Regions from separate parts of the Homo sapiens genome. Here region 1 is linked to region 2. A link is an interaction called in ENCODE POLR2A ChIA-PET data of the cell type or tissue named here. Cell type or tissue: GM12878. All regions are shown on one strand. Links, peaks and the distances in the headings refer to the core of each region. The heading gives the core; the rest is flanking DNA.

The links. Peaks named below come from ENCODE experiments on the same cell type or tissue, not always from the same donor. Only the 100,000 strongest peaks of a DNase experiment are listed, where the experiment ranks them.
Region 1: POLR2A ChIA-PET joins it to region 2 with 6 read pairs; 3 of 35 experiments call an interaction of 5 or more read pairs at or near these places.

Annotation. Positions count from the first base shown.
Region 1 is chr6:118,484,065-118,486,996 of GRCh38, forward strand. All of the region lies in intron 6 of CEP85L (centrosomal protein 85L), which reads right to left. It overlaps LOC105377971 (a long non-coding RNA gene), which reads left to right. Exons shown (of 5, transcript XR_001743824.3): 4 at 1,322-1,405; 5 at 2,433-2,932. Among named protein-coding and RNA genes, the nearest start is that of PLN, 63 kb to the right of the region's middle. In GM12878, for the core only: no CTCF peak of the experiment used is centred there; a DNase peak (open chromatin) is centred at 1,717; H3K27ac peaks cover 278 bases.
Region 2 is chr6:118,555,457-118,558,388 of GRCh38, forward strand. The region is part of intron 3 of CEP85L (centrosomal protein 85L); the gene reads right to left. The region is part of intron 1 of PLN (phospholamban); the gene reads left to right. Among named protein-coding and RNA genes, the nearest start is that of PLN, 8.6 kb to the left of the region's middle. In GM12878, for the core only: no CTCF peak of the experiment used is centred there; no DNase peak of the experiment used is centred there.

The sequences.
Region 1 (2,932 bases), core at 156-2,655, 71 kb before region 2:
TTTGGGAGACTGAGATGGGCTGATCATCTGAGGTCAGGAGCTTGAGACCAGCCTGGCCAATATGGCAAAACCCTGTCTCTACTAAAAAAATACCCAAAAAAATTAGCTGGGCGTGGTGGCACGTGCCTGTAGTCCCAGCTACTTGAAAGGCTGAGGTATGAGAATCGCTTGAACTGGGGTGGCTGAGGTTGCAGTGAGCCGAGATTGTGCCACTGCACTCCTGCCTGGGTGATAGAGCGAGACTTTGTCTCAATTTAAACAAACAAACAAAAAAAGATTTACACTTAAAAAAATTTATGTCACTGAAATCAACAGTTTAGGGAATATTTGCTTTTACCATGGACGGCATCCTATAAATTGTCATCAACCAGGGGGCAGTAATGACATAGTTTTTATTGCCTGCACATGTGCAAATTTGGTCAAGGCTGTTCATATCTTTGTGATTTCAATATTGTCATATACATGTAGAAACTATGTGTTGAGTTTAAATGATGTCTAAAATGCCTAAACAATGTTACCTTACAATTTAGTATGGAACAATGTTATTGGGTGCCCAGACAGGCACAGAAAAAAAGCCTTTGAAATCAGTGAAGTATTCATCTCTGAAGGAATGACTCCGATTTCTTAGTTTTTGCATAACTATACCCAAATGCTTTATGGGAACTAAGAGAGGAAGATACTACAAGTAACTAAAACTATTTTGTTACGTTAACAGACTTGCAGAGAAATTGCTTATAGTGTACTAAACAATGCAACTAAAGCTGGAAGAATACACCAAATACTTAGGGGCAGATAATGGACTAGTGAAACCAATTCATACCTCAAGCAACACTAGTTTAAGGCACTGTGTCATAATTGAATTTGCAGCTTATTTTCTTTCTAAAAACCACAAAATAAAGGTGTCTTACTATTGATGTCATTTTAGGATTGATAAAGTATGGTAACCGAACACTTATGTCACACATGGTGTGTACACACATGATAATGATTCTAGTAAATCCCAATTTATATAGGCTGAAAGTCAGATTTTCATGTACTTTTTACCCCCTACTACATGAAATATATCATCTATAAATTTCATATCTCATAGTCAAAGCTCTTTCATATTTACTCCTATTTACCTTAAATTAACAATCTTCCAACCATTTAATCCTCTTCAAAACTTACAGGGTTCTAAAATATTTTTACAGTGTTTTCCCATATTCACTGGGAAAATAACTGGCAATAATTAGCAGTAAGATGGATTATTCTTTCAAACTTTATTAAAGCTAACACTTGTTCACAGTCTAGTTTCTTTCATGTATTTTCTAATTTTTTTCAGGTCTAATGTATAACAATTTTTAAAACTTCATGTGGAAAAATTATTCATTTCACCAGTGACATTAGGATCTACTTATGACCTCTGGTAAGGAGCAACACTGGTAAGACAAACACATCCTATTATTTATTGGGGCTTTCTTAGGATTAAAGGTAAATGTGCTGGTGTGACAGTTTACCCTGTGATCTATCAGAATAGAAAACCTTACATACTGTTGGCACTGGTGGTGACCATATAATACAATTCCCTTTTTACAGATGAGGCCCAAAGATCTTTAGTGACTTAACAAGTCACAAAATCAGAAGTGGAATTTGAATCTAGATCATCTGACTGAAAATCAACTTTCTTTCAGTTCTTTGTTATGACTCATTATCAGGTTCTTATTTTAGTAACCAGCTGTGCTTGGTCCCCATCAACCAAGCCTGCTCTTGCCTTAGCAAATGACCCTGTACATTACAGAGGTAAACATGATAAACCAACCTATGTTTACTTAATGCTCTCTAACTTGGACTCAACTGTCTAAATGTCTTCAATGTGACAAAATGATGCCTCAAAAAGCAATGACTGGAATAGGTCTGTCTGTGTGCAAAGATGTCCTACTTTTCTTCTTTTTCTTTTGGTTGTCCAACTCTCTTTGCTGTCATGTCAAGCTTGCTTCCCTTGATCACAAATTGCTGCCAACACTCTCCTACGAGACACTGTCTCTGTTATTTGTTGGTCACATGTTGATCATACATATTCATTGGGTCTTGGGTTTTTTTCAGCCTGCTCACAGATGACAAGCTCTTTGTTTTGTTTTTTGGTGTTTCATTTTTTTTTAAAACTGCCAAGTTTTGTGCTGTCCCATACAAACAGAGGTTACTGAAGTCTGAACTGCATTAATTACCTCCAGATAAATGAGGTGTCACTAATAAATCTTCTCTATTCTATTAATACAAGGCTAAGTTTTTCTTTTCAAAGAGGTATGACGCAATACTGATATCATTCCTAGAAGGTAATAGGAAGGACATGTTTTATAAGAAGTTCACAAAGTTACTTTTCTTTATTATCTGGCTTTTATAAGAAAGAACTCAAAGGTAACATTATTATTACCACATTGTTTTTTCTGTCATAGAATCAGTCTTTGATAAGGATTACAGAGTAAATGCCAAAAGAAACAATATGATCCAATCTTGTGTGGACCCAAAGTGCTGTTTGTTGATTTGTTATCAAGGAGCCTGCTCTTCCTAATCTATGCACTCCCTTGAAGAACTCAAGTCATCTCCATGTGCTCTGACACAAACTCTGCCCTCTACATCTATCCCCTCTCCTCAAATTTCTCTGGTATGTACATTTCCATTCTTAATTGCCTCACTCCCACAGAAGCTACTCCTCTTCTTTTCGGAGAGTAACTCTACCATATTTGCATCTGTTACCAACCCTTCCCGAACTTGCTCCATTATGCACCCACTCTAACATCTTTGATCTCTCTCTCTCTCATTGTTTTTTCCCTAGTCTACCTTACTGCTTTCTCTCCCATCCTGGCAAAAATTACCTGAAAGAATTCATTCAACATGCCAGGCACCATGAATGGTGCTACATACGCCACAGAGACACATTCAAATACAATCCCCC
Region 2 (2,932 bases), core at 156-2,655:
ATAAATAAAATCTTCCCATAATTTTCCAATCCACTAGATCTACAATAAGCAAATATCAACATAAGCAAATATCAACATAAGCAACTTAAAGGATGAATCTCAATAAAGAACAAAAGAAAATCTATTTATATTTTACCTGAAGAATTCAAACAAAAGTCATTAAATATATGTCAAGTTTAAGCTGCTATGTCCCTTATTTTTAACTTTTGTTTTAAGTTTGGGGGTATGTGTGAAGGTTTGTTACACAGGTAAACACATGTCATGGGGAGCTTGTTGTATGTATTACTTCATCATCCCGTTATTAAGCCCAGTACCCAACAGTTTTCTGCTCCTCTGCCTCCTCCCATCCTCCCCGCTCAAGTAGACCCCAGCGTCTGTTGTTTCCTTCTTTGTGTTCATAAGTTCTTATCATCTTGCTCCCACCTGTAAGTGAGAACCTGTGGTATTTGGTTTTCTTTTCCTATGTTAGTTTGCTAGGGATAATGACCTCCAGCTCCATCCATGTTCCCGCAAAAGACATGATATCATTCTTTTTTATGGCTGCATAGTATTGCATGGTGTATATGTACCACATTTTCTTTATCCAGTCTGTCACTGATGAGCACTTAGGCCGGTTCATGTCTTTGCTATTGTGAATAGTGCTGCAATGAATATTCATGGGTGTATGTCTTTACGGCAGAAAGATTTACACTCCTCTGGATATATACCCAGTAATGGGATTGTTGGGTCGAATGGTAGTTCTGCTTTTATAAGCTGCTATTTTCTAAGTAGAAGTGTTATAGACAACCTAAATAACAGCCTTTAGCCACCTGTTTAGACAATGAAGAATATATGCTAGAAAAATACAGGTAGTTAATAACTCTTTAAGGAAAGAAAATTTGATAGAAGTTGAGTGTTTGGAACTCCTTGCTACAGACCAATATTATGAAGGGGGACAGAGTCTCAAGCCAAAAATGCCCAGTCTACTATATAATTCAGAATATAATAGACCCAAGTTGAACACTACAGAATCTAAACACCATAAACCATATGGTTTCTTTGCCAAAGTAAATGCCGGGTTCTAACTAGTCATGCCTGATACTTACCTTCCCCTTTGCCATTCTTTCAGCACTTCCTTCTGCTCCCTTCAGCACTTTCCTCTCTCAGGAATGGGCTAACAGGTTGAGATGGGCTTTTATGGGATGTATAAAAGGACTTAGGAGAAAATAAAATCTGACACCTGGGGTAAGGTAGTAATATGTTGATTAACAATAATATATCAACAAATGTTAACAGTCACTATGTCTGGCAGTTAATTACTGACTTTTTTTCTCCGTTTTTCATTTTTCTTATTTCAAAATTGACACATAAGTATACTGATTGAAAACAAAATGTCCCCAAGTGTTAATAACGATTATCTCTGGACAGTTAATACAGTTAATTTTCAGTCTATATATAATTTTTCTGTAATGACATGTAAATTCTTATTTTATTAATCATCAAAGTATAGGCCCCACAGGCAGCAATAGCTTGTGGGATCTCTGAAAGAAGGCATGATGGAAACTACTACTATTAAGTAGAAGTCTGTAAATAGGATATGTCTGTGGTAGTGAGATAATAATAATTACTATGTGTTCCAAGCTTGACAGTCTTCAGTACTTAACATCAAATCTTATTAAAATGTTACTTAAGATAACATTCTATAAAACTATAAAATCATAAAAAGGAATAACAATTTGAATCTATATTTTTGGTAAAACACTTCCCATTTAACACTATTTTATTTTAGATTAAAATTAAGATCCAGGGAACAATTTGTTGTATGCATTTCCTTTTTATGAGATTGGCTCTGGAGCTATTAATACAGTGACTGATCAAACCAATTACATCTACAGAGTAACAGATTTAAAGAAACTATATGTTAGAACTTTTACCCAAAAGAATAACCCAAAACAAGCTGTACCTTAAACCAAATACAGCAGGTCCTCAAATAACATCATTTCTATGTCATTTTGTTATAACATTTAAGTATGTGTGGGGCTTGCATATTCTCCCCACATCTGTGGGACTCTGGTTTCCTCCCATATCCCAAAACAGTGCACATTAGGTTCACTGGCATGTTTAAGTTGTCCTGGGTTGAGTGTGAGTGTGTACATGAGTGTATCCTGTGATGGAGTGGCCTCCTATCCAAGGTGGGTTCCTCCCTCCTTGAGCTGCTGGGATTGGCTCCAGCCACCAGCACCCCAAACCAGAATAAGAGGGTTGAAAAATGAATGAATGGATGAATACAAATTATTATCGAATAAAAATTGGTAAAGTCTACGGTGATCATACAAATGCATGACAATAAACGCTATGGCACAAAAGCACTCAGAGATCCCACCGTATTTGAATTGTTTTTGATCTGCATGGAGCTGGATGTGCTCCTGACAATTTTCATTTCTCAAACATGATTCCATGTTTTTAATAGACCACCACAACCACTGTTACTCACTGATTCACCAAATACTGGGTAATTATCTTTGTTGGCTTTTTTTTTTTTTTCCTGGGACAGAGTTTTGCTCTGTCACCCAGGCTGGAGTACAGTGGCATGATCTGGGCTCAATGCAACCCCTGCCTCCTGGGCTCCAGCGATCCTCCCAAGTAGCTAGGATTACAGGCACATGCCACCAGCCTAGCTAATTTTTATATTTTTAGTAGAGACAGGGTTTCACCATGTTGGCCAGGCTGGTCTCAAACTCCTGACCTCAGGGGAACTGCCCGCCTTGGCCTCCCAAAGTGCTGGGATTACAGGCATGAGCCACTGCACCTGGCCTATCTGGTTTTTATTAATCTTTCTTAAATGTATACATAGTTCATATTTCTCTCAACGTTTAATATTAGAAGTGTTTGGGGTCTTTATTGAGAAGTTTGGTGATGTTTTTGTGACCAGAAATATGCTATAGGAACTTAA